2 separate regions of the Homo sapiens genome follow, and region 2 is linked to region 1. Evidence: chromatin loops called from intact Hi-C (ENCODE). Cell type or tissue: HCT116. All regions are shown on one strand. Links, peaks and the distances in the headings refer to the core of each region. The heading gives the core; the rest is flanking DNA.

Region 1 (5,000 bases), core at 1-5,000:
ATTGAGCATCCTTAATCTGAAAATCCAAAGTGCTCCAGTGAGCATTTCCTTTGAGCTTCGTGTCAGCTTCGTGCATGTGTAATAGTTGTGGATTGTTGAGCATTTCGGATTTCAGATTTTCAGATAGGGGATACTCAACCTGTACTAGGGTGCTGTTGTCATCAGCACTTTGGATTGGAAGATTCATTACCTAAGGGGTGGCAGAATATTGGTCTTTTATGGTAAGGTCATCAGTTGATCTCCAATCCTAGATAATTATAACCACGAATTATTAGAGTTGGAAATCATAGCCGTATTCACTAGCATTGAAATCTTTGAGATGATTCTTAATAGACATACTGAACTTAATTAGTATCATAATTAAGGTCATATAAGAAGGGCTAGCTTCTATACTTTGCAGTATGACTCTTGATATGTGACCCTGGGAAGTCTTCCTCTAGTTCTTATTGGCTAGGCAGGGAGAATCAACCAGATGGTCTTGGAGTTCTTGGATCTGATATAGTGTACTCTTCTAGCACTGCTGCTTATATTATGACTGAAAGAAAGTGATGTACCACAGCTTTTACCTGGTTCGTGTTGCCAATACTATGCTTAACTGAGACTGGCAAAGTGAAGAGTCAAAAATAGCAAGGAGCAGTGGAGAGGAGACTTGCTTCCTATTGGTGGGTGGACTCCTTGAATCTTAGGTGCATGTTAAATCTTTTAGGGCTGGATATTATCAGTGTTTCAGTCACCATTACAGCCTTGATGTCCAGCATAGTGCCTGACACTTAGTAGGTGCCCAATAGGTAATTGTTCAGTCAATAAATGATTAGAATTAAATGTTCAGTGAATGCTCATTGTTTGTGGTATACAGATTTTTAAGGAGTGTTGGAGTGAGGGGCTGTGAACAGTCTTTTTACTTTTTGTGCCTTTAGCTTCTGGAAGCAAGGCATCCATCTCTTCTACTGTGACTAGACAGTAGTACATTAAGTTGTACCAAAAGTCTTGTTGCCTTCATAACAGTTAGATTCCACTTCCTTCCCATCCTTTTTCGATGAGTAAATTTGAATAGGTCTTTTCTTTCCCATATAAACTCTTAGTGGAAGATCTTTCTTGCAGCTAAACTGCTTTAAAATAAAGTAGACCTTTTTCTACTCAAATGAAAAATATCTAGCTGCTTATACTAATGCATTTATTACTCAGCTAAGGGAGGTATGGACAGCAAATCTCCAGAGAAGCACACTTCCTAATATTTTAGAAATAGGGTCGGGCACGGTGGCTCACACCTGTAGTCCCAGCAGTTTGGGAGGCCAAGGCGGGCGGATCACCTGAGGTCGGGAGACCAGCCTGACCAACATGGAGAAACCCCGTTTCTACTAAAAATACAAAATTAGCCAGGCGTGGTGGCACATGTCTATAATCCCAGCTGCTTGGGAGGCTGAGGCAGGAGAATCACTTGAACTCAGGAGGAGGAGGTTGCAGTTAGCTGAGATTGCGCCATTGCACTCCAGCCTGGGCAACAAGAGCGAAACTCCATCTCAAAAAAAGAAAAAAGAAATATAAGGTGTTCACCATGATTCTGATTTTTAAAAATTCTTTTGAAAATATGGGTATTAATCTAGAAGAAAGACTGAAAAGCACATCAATAAAATATTAATAGAGATTTCCTTTGATTATGAATAATGAGTGACTTTTTCTTCTTTATAATTTTTATTGTTTTTAAGTTTTTATATTATATAATCGAAATGTTTAAGTTCTTTTGGTTACAACATTCATTTTTATTTATTTTAGGTTTTCAACAAATACTTTTGGTCTTTACTACAGCGTCTATAAAGCAGAGAAGTCATTGTCATATTTAGACTGCTTACCCTAGTTTTGTAGAGAATACAGTTCTTTCTCAGAGAGATGTTTTTAATACAATAGCTTTATTCTTCAAAGGCTGAGTGTAGTTGCTGCGGAAGTGTTTGACTATGATGCCCCCTGGTGACCTGAACATCCCTGACTACACAGAGGGATTAGACCTTTCAGTTTTTGCCTTGGCTGGGGTCCTAACCTTATAAAAATAAAATTTAGCTGATTTTGTCATATAACTTAGACTCATTAAATCAATGACAGTTATCATTATTTCCTGAGCAGCTTAAAATGCAAATTATTAGACGACTCCATATACAAATCTAATAACTTTCCCAGTCATCATATTTGAAACCCCAACCTAAACAGTGCATTTGTGAAATGTAATACATGGAAAATAATGTACTTTTCCATAGAATGAATTAATTCTGTGTTGATTCCTTCATTTCAGATTTGGAAATAGTGGGATTTATTGATATAGCTGATATTTCAAGTCCCCCAGTTCTGTCCAGACATCTGGTCTTACCTATAGCACTTAACAAAGGTGAGTTCCTATTCCACTGATACGTCTGAAGCGTCTTATTAACTAAAGTTGTTCTTAAATCTTAGATAGTAGGATAGCCCATTTTGCAGAATTTAGGGGAAAGGAATAGTTACAGAATTGGATTTTAGAAAATGGAATATTGCCTAATATATCAAAAAAGTAATTCTGCTTTACATGGTAGAAACATTTTGACACATATTTACTGTGTGTTGGTTTGTGAATTGACAGTGGAGGTCCTCTTTAGAGATGAGAATGCTTAGTCCCTCATCCAGGGCTCTGCCTTTCCTAGTACTAACATGCTGAGAAAGCTTAAGTAGTTATCAGATGGTTACTTGATAAATGTGCAAGTCAAATACAGCTTTATACACGGAAGAATCACATCTGTTCTTTGTTCTACTGGTGCCCAGCACATAGTAGATAACTCAGTAAATATTGTTGAATGAATGGGTGAATCCAGGCCCTTGTGGGTCCTCCTTACTGCAGCATATATCTCTAGGAACTATAAAGTCATCTCCTCAAATTCAGCATCTCTCTGGAGAATGCTAGACTCTAACTCTTTAAAATTATCTTTTTCAGGGGTGGCACTGTGCTGTGGTGGGTATAGAGCAGGAGCTTTTGTCCCTGACTGGCTACAGGTTCAAATCCTAGTTCTACCCTTAAAATTATCTTTTCCTCTGTTTTAAGCTGACCATCCACTTTATATTTATCAGCTTTCTCTAAGAACTGTATGTAGTCAGTCAGGTTTTCACATACTGAGTAATGACCACATCCCATTTATGCCCAGGTTATCTCAGTTGGAGTATTGGATATTCTATAACCAATCACATGTTCACAGACAGAATCTTGAATATATACCCACAGACAGCTTTATAATCACTGTGTTGGTAATTATTATTCTCAGAGAACAGCCAGATTTCCCTTAGTTCTAAGGCCCTGGGGAATTCTGCATGCCAGTATACTTACCAAGAAAGAAATTAAGCAAAATAAACCATTTATATAGGGGAATAGTGAAAAGAAAAATACGGGAAGGTGGCCGGGCGCGGTAGCTCACACCTGTAATCCCAGCACTTTGGGAGGCCAAGGCGGGTGGATCACAAGGTCAGGAGATTGAGACCATCCTGACTAACATGGTAAAACCCCATCTCCACTAAAAATACAAAAAAAAAAAAAAAAAAACCTGGGCGTAGTGGCAGGCGCCTGTAGTCCCAGCTACTCGGGAGGCTGAGGCAGGAGAATGGGGTGAACCTGGGAGGCGGAGTTTGCAGTGAGCCGAGATCGCGCCACTGCACTCCAGCCTGAGCAACAGAGCAAGACTCCATCTCAAAAAAAAAAAAAGAAAGAAAAAGAAAAATATGGGAAAGCAGAGTAGGGCCATTTTGTAAGGGCTGTTGAATTTTCTAGCTAAACTGGGCTAATTCTTCCTGTTGAATTAGAAAGTCTTTGAACAAAGCAGAGCAGACAGATATTTTTAGAGGGAAGTTAATTGTAGGAAGATTCATCTGTCAGCAGAGTGTGAGAGAAACTGGAGAATCCAGTCAAAAAGCTTATAATCATTGTTTACCTTTGGGGACTCACATGCATGTGCTGCCCTAAGCCTGTTGGTTATGAATGCACTTGACATCTCTGTATCTAATTCTGTTTAAATGGGTGCCTGAAGCTTCCAGATAGCATCTAACTAAACATCCTAGTGGAACTGTGGAGAATGGATTTTTGTGTGTAAGCTTTACTGAGATATAATTCACATACCATATACTTCACCCATTTAAAGTGGTTTTTAGTATATTTGCAGAGTTGTGCAACCATCACCACAATCAATTTGAGAACTTTTTTATAACCCCAAAAAGAAACCCTGTACCCTTTAACTATCAACTCCCAGACCCCTCCCCCCATTTCCCCTACCCCAAATAACCACTAATATCCTTTCTGTATATATAGATTTGCCTATTCTGGATGTTTTATATAAATGGAATTCATATAATGTGTGGAAACTGACTTTTATGTAGATATTGGAAAACTGGAATGAGTTTTTCCTGCTTGTTATAATATTCCCTTAGAACTCTACACTATCCCTTAAAGGCTAGAAACATCCAAGAGTATAAATTGGGGTTTGGGGTTTTTGTAGGTAATTTCAGTCTGACCTGTTTTCTCTTTTTTTCACAGAAGGTGATGAGGTGGGTACTGGCATCACTGATGACAATGAAGATGAAAATTCAGCCAATCAGATTGCAGGCAAAATACCCAACTTTTGTGTCCTGCTCCATGGTAGCCTAAAAGTGGAAGGAATGGTAGCGATTGTTCAATTAGGGTAGGAAACTTTGTTTACATTTGGTTGAATGAAAGGGAAAATCATTTTACAAAGTGAAGTATTTTGCAGACTTTTCTGAAGGAAATAGAAAGGTCCTTGTCACCTTTTTCCTTTTCCTGCCACACACTTTTCCCACCTGCTACTACAGTCCTTTTTTTTTGTTTTTTTTGAGACGAGGTCTTGCTCTGTCCCCCAGGGGTACAGTGGCATGATCACGGCTCACTGCAGCTTCAGCCTCCCAGGCTCAAGCAATCCTCCCATCTCAGCCTTCCAAGTAGCCATGACCCAGGTGTGCACCACCATGCCTGGCTAATTTTT
Region 2 (6,715 bases), core at 1-5,000, 240 kb before region 1:
TCTCTTAAAGATAAGCTTTAAGGAGGGGAACATGACTGGTAGCTATCAGGAAAGCCATGCCCTGACTGGCTTCCTGCTCAAAGTGACCAACATGGGCTAGTTACGTAGATCCAGGATTGTGTCATCTCTAGGGCAGGATTGAAAGCCACTTTTAGGACCAGAATTGAAGAGTTACTGAATATAGGCCCTTCTCTGTTTATATATGTATGTACGTTTGTTTGTTTGTTTGTTTGTTTGTTAATCTGCCAACCCCATTCCCAGAACACCTGGTTTGGGATGATGGCATTCCTTCCTTTTTTTTTTTTTTGAGATGAAATCTTGCTCTGTGGTCCAGGCTGGAGTGCAGTGGCGCAATCTCAGCTCACTGCAACCTCTGCCTCCCGGTTCAAGCAGTTCTCCTGTCTCAGCCTCCCAAGTAGTTGGGATTACAGGCACGCACCACCACATCCGGCTAATTTTTGTATTTTTAGTGGAGATGGGGTTTCACCATATTGGTCGGACTAGTCTCGAACTCCCAACCTCAGGTGATCCACCTGCGTTGGCCTCCCAAAGTGCTGGGATTACAGGTGTGAGCCACCGCATCCGATCATGTATGTATGTACTTATTTATATAAAATTTGTCCAGCTGGGTGCGGTGGCTCATGCCTGTAATCCCAGCACTTTGGGAGCCTGAGGTGGGCAGATCATGAGGTCAGGAGTTCGAGACCAGCCTGACCAACATGGTGAAACCCCATCTCTACTAAAAATACAAGGCCAAGCATGTGGCTCACCTCTGTAATCCTAGCACTTTGGGAGGCTGAGGCGGGAGGATCACCTGAGGTTGAGAGTTCGAGACCACCCTGACCAACGTGGAGTAACCCTGTCTCTACTAAAAATACAGAATTAGCTAGGCCTGGTGGCGCATGCCTGTAATCCCAGCTACTAGGGAGGCTAAGGCAGGAGAATCGCTTGAAACTGGGAGGCGGAGGTTGCAGTGAGCCGAAGTTGCACCACTGCACTCCAGCCTGGGCAACAAGAGCAAAACTCTGTCTCAAAAACAAAAAACAAAAACAAAAATTACCCAGGCTTGGTGGTGCGTGCCTGTAATCCCAGCTACTCAGGAGGCTGAGACAGGAGAATTGCTTGAACCCAGGAGGCGGAGGTTGCAGTGAGCCGAGATCGTGGCACTGCACTCCAGCCTAGGCCACAGAGCGAGACTCCATCTCAAAAAAAAAAAAAAAAAAATTTGCAAAGCTTCCATAATGTCTATGAAAGAGCAAGTATGAAAATTTCCCAGCTGGGTGCGGTGGCTCACGCCTGTAATCCCAACACTTTGGGAGACTGAGGCAGGCTGATCACAAGGTCAGGAGTTCAAAACCAGCCTGGCCAACACAGTGAAACCCCGTCTCTACTAAAAATACAAAAAAATTAGCTGGGCGTGGTGGCATGTGCCTGTAGTCCCAGCTACTTGGGAGGCTGAGGCAGGAGAATCGCTTAAACCCGGGAGGTGGAGGTTGCAGTGAGCTGAGATCGCACCACTGCACTCCAGCTTGGGCAACAGAGTGAGACTTAGTCTCAAAAAAAAAAAAAAAAAAAGAGGAAAAAAAAGAAAATTTCCCCAAATTAGAAGGCTACAGTGACTAATTTCTGGGACTTTCTGGGGCTGCTCTGTGAATTGGGCAGCTGCACTGGGTGGCTGGCTGGCTGCTGAGAGTTCTTGCAGTACTGGCCCTGTTTGCAGCAGTGAGACCAAGTGAACCATGGAGGAGCCTCCTAATTCTTTCATTTATTGTTTGCCTTTTTTTTTTTTTGTAAAGCATCAATTGCTTTTGTAAAAACAAAGCTATTTTTTAAAGGACAGAATGGTCAACAGTGTCTGAGTATGATAAGGACTGAGTTGGGTCCAGTGGACTGAGCAACAGGGAAGTAGTGAGTGACCTAGTCAAGAATAGTATCTGTGTGGTGGTGGTGGTGGGGGTGGCTTTAAGAGAGTGAGGGAAGTGAGGAAGTGGAGAGAGAGAGAGTGAGTTTGGACAATTATTTCTGGAAGTCTGGCCGAGAAAAGAAGGCATGAGGTACAGCAAGGGGTGCCTAAAGGGAGGAAGGGGGAGGCAGAAAGAGGTACTAATTTTGTTTGTTTGCTTTGTTTGTATTTGTTTTTACTATTGAAAAGGAGCTAGTAGATAAGTGAATGATTCAGCAGAGAGAGAGACTGCTCCCTAAAAAGGAATCTCTAGAAAGCTGGAAGAGGATAAGAACCAAAGCACCACAGAAGTTAGCCTTCAACAGAATGACAAGCCTTGTAACTGGACGAGAGGAGGAAAGGCCACATACAGATCAAATGGAGGGCTCTCTTTCCAATGAGAACAGACACTGAAATAAAGAGGGCCCTTAGCCGGGTGTGGTGGCTCACACCAGTAATCCCAGCACTTTGGGAGGCCAAGGCAGGAAGATCACTTGAGCCTAGGAGTTTTGAGACCAGCCTGGGCAACATAGGGAGACCTTATCTCTACAAAATAAATAAATAAATAAATAAGGCCCTGCAGGGGCCGGTGCTATTATTTTTAAAAGGAGGGTATAGCTTTTACCACATAGTATTGAACTAGGTGCTCACCCTGTTTGCCCTGAAATGGAAAAGCTGTCTGGGATAGAAACGTTCATTATCTTGACTGCAGTGGTTTCACCAGCATATGCTCATGTTAAAACTCATCAAATTGTACCCTTTAAGTAGGACAATTTATTGTATAACAATTATACCTCAATAAAGCTGGTTGTTATTGCGGGGAGGACTGTTTTGTTTTATTTTGGTTTTTTTCTTACTCTTTGTTTTTGTTGTTGTTTTTAAGCTGGCATGCCTCAGTCAACAGGGGGCATTGTTGTGCATGCCAAGATGGGAAAGTGGTTTTCCCACCTGAATTTCAATTCTACGGCCCTTCTGGCCAGGTGCAGTGGCTCACACCTGTAATCCCAGTACTTTGGGAGGCCGAGGCAGGCGAAATCACCTGAAGTTAACTCAAAATACAAAATTAACCAGATGTAGTGGTGCATGCCTATAGTCCCAGCTACTCTGGAGGCTGAGGCAGGAGAATTGCTGGAACCCCAGTGGCAGAGTTTGCAGTGAATCGAGATCGTGCCATTGCACTCCAGCCTGGGCGACAAGAGCAAAACTCAGTCTCAAAAAAAAAAAATAAATTAAATAAAATAAAATAAATTCTATGGTCCTTCTATTTTTCCTGGGCTTTTCTCAGATGACAGAGCTCTTATTTATAGGCACTAAAAGAAGGTAATTAAATAATTATAGGATGAAAGTATAAGCAAATGGATGTGCAGATGTCTGCTGAAATACTCTTGATGCCTGAGTAGCAAGCACTTTATAAACTCAGCCAGACAAAGGAGGAGATTGCAGGACAAAATCATTTATTCACAGCCATGTGGAAGCCATACATGAGATTCTCTGGTGGTAAAGACTGCAGTTGCTGTCTTCCAGAGAGAAGGTTTTGTTATGCAATTTTTTTTTTTTTCTGAGATGGAGTCTTACTCTGTCGCCCAGGCTGGAGTGCAGCGGCATGACCTTGGCTCACTGCAACCTCCACCTCCCGAGTTCCAGTTATTCTCCTGCCTGAGCCTCCCGAGTAGCTGAGATTACAGGTGTGTGCCACCATGCCTGGCTAATTTTTGTATTTTTAGTAGAGACAGGGTTTTACCATGCTCCCCAGGCTGGTCTCAAACTCCTGGCCTGAAGTGATTCTCCCACCTTGGCTTCCCAAAGTGCTGGGATTACAGGCGTAAACCACTGTGCCTGGCCTGTGTTCTCATCTGGAAAATCCAACTGATAGCCTTTGCCTTACCAGTGTTAAATCACGTTTAGCATAAAGCTGCCTCCTTACATATCTTAAGTTCAGCCTAAAGGTTTCTCTGTACATCATGAACTATAACCTAAATGGAGCTGTATACAGGCTGTAGTCTACTTTTGTGTCAATCATTGAGTTTTGGCCAGTCAAGGATGGCCAACTGTTCAAACGTGTTCAAATAAGGCAAACACCGAACTGTAACCCATCCAGCTGTTTCTCCTCCTCACTTCTTTTTTCTGTTTGTCATTTTCCTTTTTCTGGCCATAAATCTTCCACCATGTGGCTGCGCTGGAGTCTCTGAGCATACTCTGGCTCAGGAGGCTGCCCGATTCACAAATTGTTCTTTGCTCAATTAAACTCTTTTAAATTTAATTTGGCTACAGTTTTTCTTTTAACATCTGTTTCTCAGAATAAAAGTGAAAGATTCCAATGAAAACATTGAAAAAGTAAAAAGAGCTATGAATGTGACATCTTAATGCAACTGCAACAATTTGGCAACACAATTGGTAATCCAGGGTTGCCGGGTTTGTGAAAAGGTACACATCTCCTGGGCCTCTGCCTCTTCCAGATACTTACGGCCAGTTTTGTTGATAGAGTACACTTGTCAATGACTCTTTCCTCCCATCCAAGCTTCCATCCACCATACCTATCATAACAATACCATAAGGTAAACATTATTAAGCCCCAGTTACAGTTGTATGAAAAGTAGTACAGAGAGCTTAAGTGTCTTCTTTACAAGCTAATAACAAATATATATAGAAGAGCTGGGATCTGACCCCAGAACTCCAACACTAATCTCTGGTCTCCTATGTTTCTCTGTTATCTTTTAAAACACCAGTGTCTTGGCCGGGTGAGGTTGCTCACACCTATAATCCCAGCACTTTGGGAGGCCGAGGCGGGCACATTGCCTGAGCCCAGGAGTTCGAGACCAGCTTGAGCAACATGGTGAAACCCCATCTGTACTAAAAATACAAAAATTAGCCGGACATGGTGGCATTCACCTGTAGTCTTAGCTACTCAGCAGGCTGAAGTGGGAGGATAGCTTGAGCCCAGGAGATGACGGAGGTTGCAGTGAGCCATGATCGCACCACTGTACTCTATCCTGGGCAACACAGAGAGATCTTATTTCAAAAAAAAACAAACAATGAAACATTAGTGTCTCTAATACAGTAGTCACCAGCCACAAATGACTATTTGCATTTAAATTAATTAAAATTAAACTGGGCCGGGTGTGGTGGCTCATGCCTATAATCCTAGCACTTTGGGAGGCTGAAGTGAGTGGATCACTTGAAGTCAGGAGTTCAAGACCAGCCTGGCCAATATGGTGAAACCCCATCTCTACTGAAAATGCAAAAATTAGCCAGGTATGGTGGCATGCACATGTCATTCCAGCTATTAGGGAGGCTGAGGCACGAGAATTGCTTGAACCTGGGAAGCAAAGGTTGCAATGAGTCGAGGTCACGCCACTGCACTCTAGCCTGGGCGACAGAGTGAGACTCTGTCTCAAAAAAAATAAATAAACAAAAATTAAACTGGATAAAAACATCCTCGCTTTCCACATTGCAAGTATTCAGTACCCATGTGTAGCTACTATATCAGACAGCATGGATATACAACATTTCCATCATTGCAAAAAGTTGAAATGAACAGTGTTACTGGCACACTACTGTATGCATCAGTAAGACACAGACTGGTGAAATATTTACTTTTACCTGATTCTGCCCCTCTTTCATCCTTATTGTCTAATTCTGAATGTTTTCTCTAGTCCCTCCTTCAGTCTTCTACCTAAATGCATGCCTGGAACTGGCCTGCTGGCTCTGAAGGGCACCCAGCACACAGGGCAGACACGGGGATTTTGATGACAAAGATTGATGCTGGCACTTTGCCTGAGCCCAGGAGACAGCAGCTCTAAAGCAGTCTGCAGCAACAGCACCAGGGTGGGAAGTGAACACCCTCTTTCTGCACATTTGCTGTTTGTTCACCTGCTCTGTCAGAAGTAGACAGAGGCAGAAAGGAAAAAGGAAAGAAGTTAAGTGAGGAGAACGAGAGGAGTGGGGCTAAAGACACCAAAACTTGGTGATCGAATTGTCTTCTAGTTCTTCCAGGCACAAAAGCTTATTCTCTAAAACCATTAAGGAGATTTCATTTGCCATTCCTACAATGGAAGGAATTTAATAATCACTCACTCTCTTAAAGCACTCACCAAACATGGATTTAAATGATCCCGGGCCTAATGATATGTTAAACATCCACATCCTCCTGATGAAGAAGACCCTAGTATAAGTGTTGAAAAAATCAAGTGTTACCAAAAAAAAAAAAAAAAAAAAAAGCCATGAATGAACTGTCTCCTCACCTAGTCCTGTCAATATGTCCTCCTTCTGTCTTCATGCTATCCTGAATATTTAGAAGCCTCTGCTTTGATACTCACCCTTCTTAAGGGGTCCTTTATGCCCAGGGAAGTTATATGAGGACCCATGGAGGTTTCAGCACTCTTTCTGACATCTAGGCTACAAACTGTCCAACCCATCTAAATGTAACAACAGTTTTACCCACATTGCTTTTCTGGCTAACTTCTCTAGCTCTTTGTGTAATTTAGGAAGTAGCATCTTCAAAACATTATAAAACACTCCTTAAGTAATGTGTAGGTGCTCTTTTGCAAGGCCCTGCCTCGCTCATGTGAGTATTATTTTAAAATACTGCCTCTGGATTCCTGGTCTTCAGTTTGAAATTTTTGTAGCTGCTTCAGCACTTCCTTCCCAGAGAGGGCTTGTGGCCTTGCTCCAAACAACACCACAGGACTTCCGCTAAGTATCCGGTTTTGTTTTGGTTTCCTACAACTGAGCTGTCACTCTCTGAGTTGCTGTTTTCAGAGCCCGCTGGGAGGA

What was found. Hi-C counts contacts between places; a loop is a spot of excess contacts. Peaks named below come from ENCODE experiments on the same cell type or tissue, not always from the same donor. Only the 100,000 strongest peaks of a DNase experiment are listed, where the experiment ranks them.
Region 2: it touches region 1 in a loop (4-fold over the local background); 2 of 110 quality-filtered maps call a loop at or near these places.

Annotation. Positions count from the first base shown.
Region 1 is chr15:65,593,110-65,598,109 of GRCh38, reverse strand. INTS14 (integrator complex subunit 14) reads left to right here. Exons shown (of 12, transcript NM_001394796.1): 7 at 2,285-2,377; 8 at 4,538-4,682. Among named protein-coding and RNA genes, the nearest start is that of INTS14, 16 kb to the left of the region's middle. In HCT116, for the core only: a CTCF peak has its summit at 1,981 (motif pointing left); no DNase peak of the experiment used is centred there.
Region 2 is chr15:65,833,044-65,839,758 of GRCh38, reverse strand. All of the region lies in intron 1 of LOC105370866 (a long non-coding RNA gene), which reads right to left. Among named protein-coding and RNA genes, the nearest start is that of TRQ-CTG1-4, 33 kb to the left of the region's middle. RefSeq lists enhancers at 5,220-5,950, 6,683-6,715. In HCT116, for the core only: a CTCF peak has its summit at 2,840; a DNase peak (open chromatin) is centred at 2,858.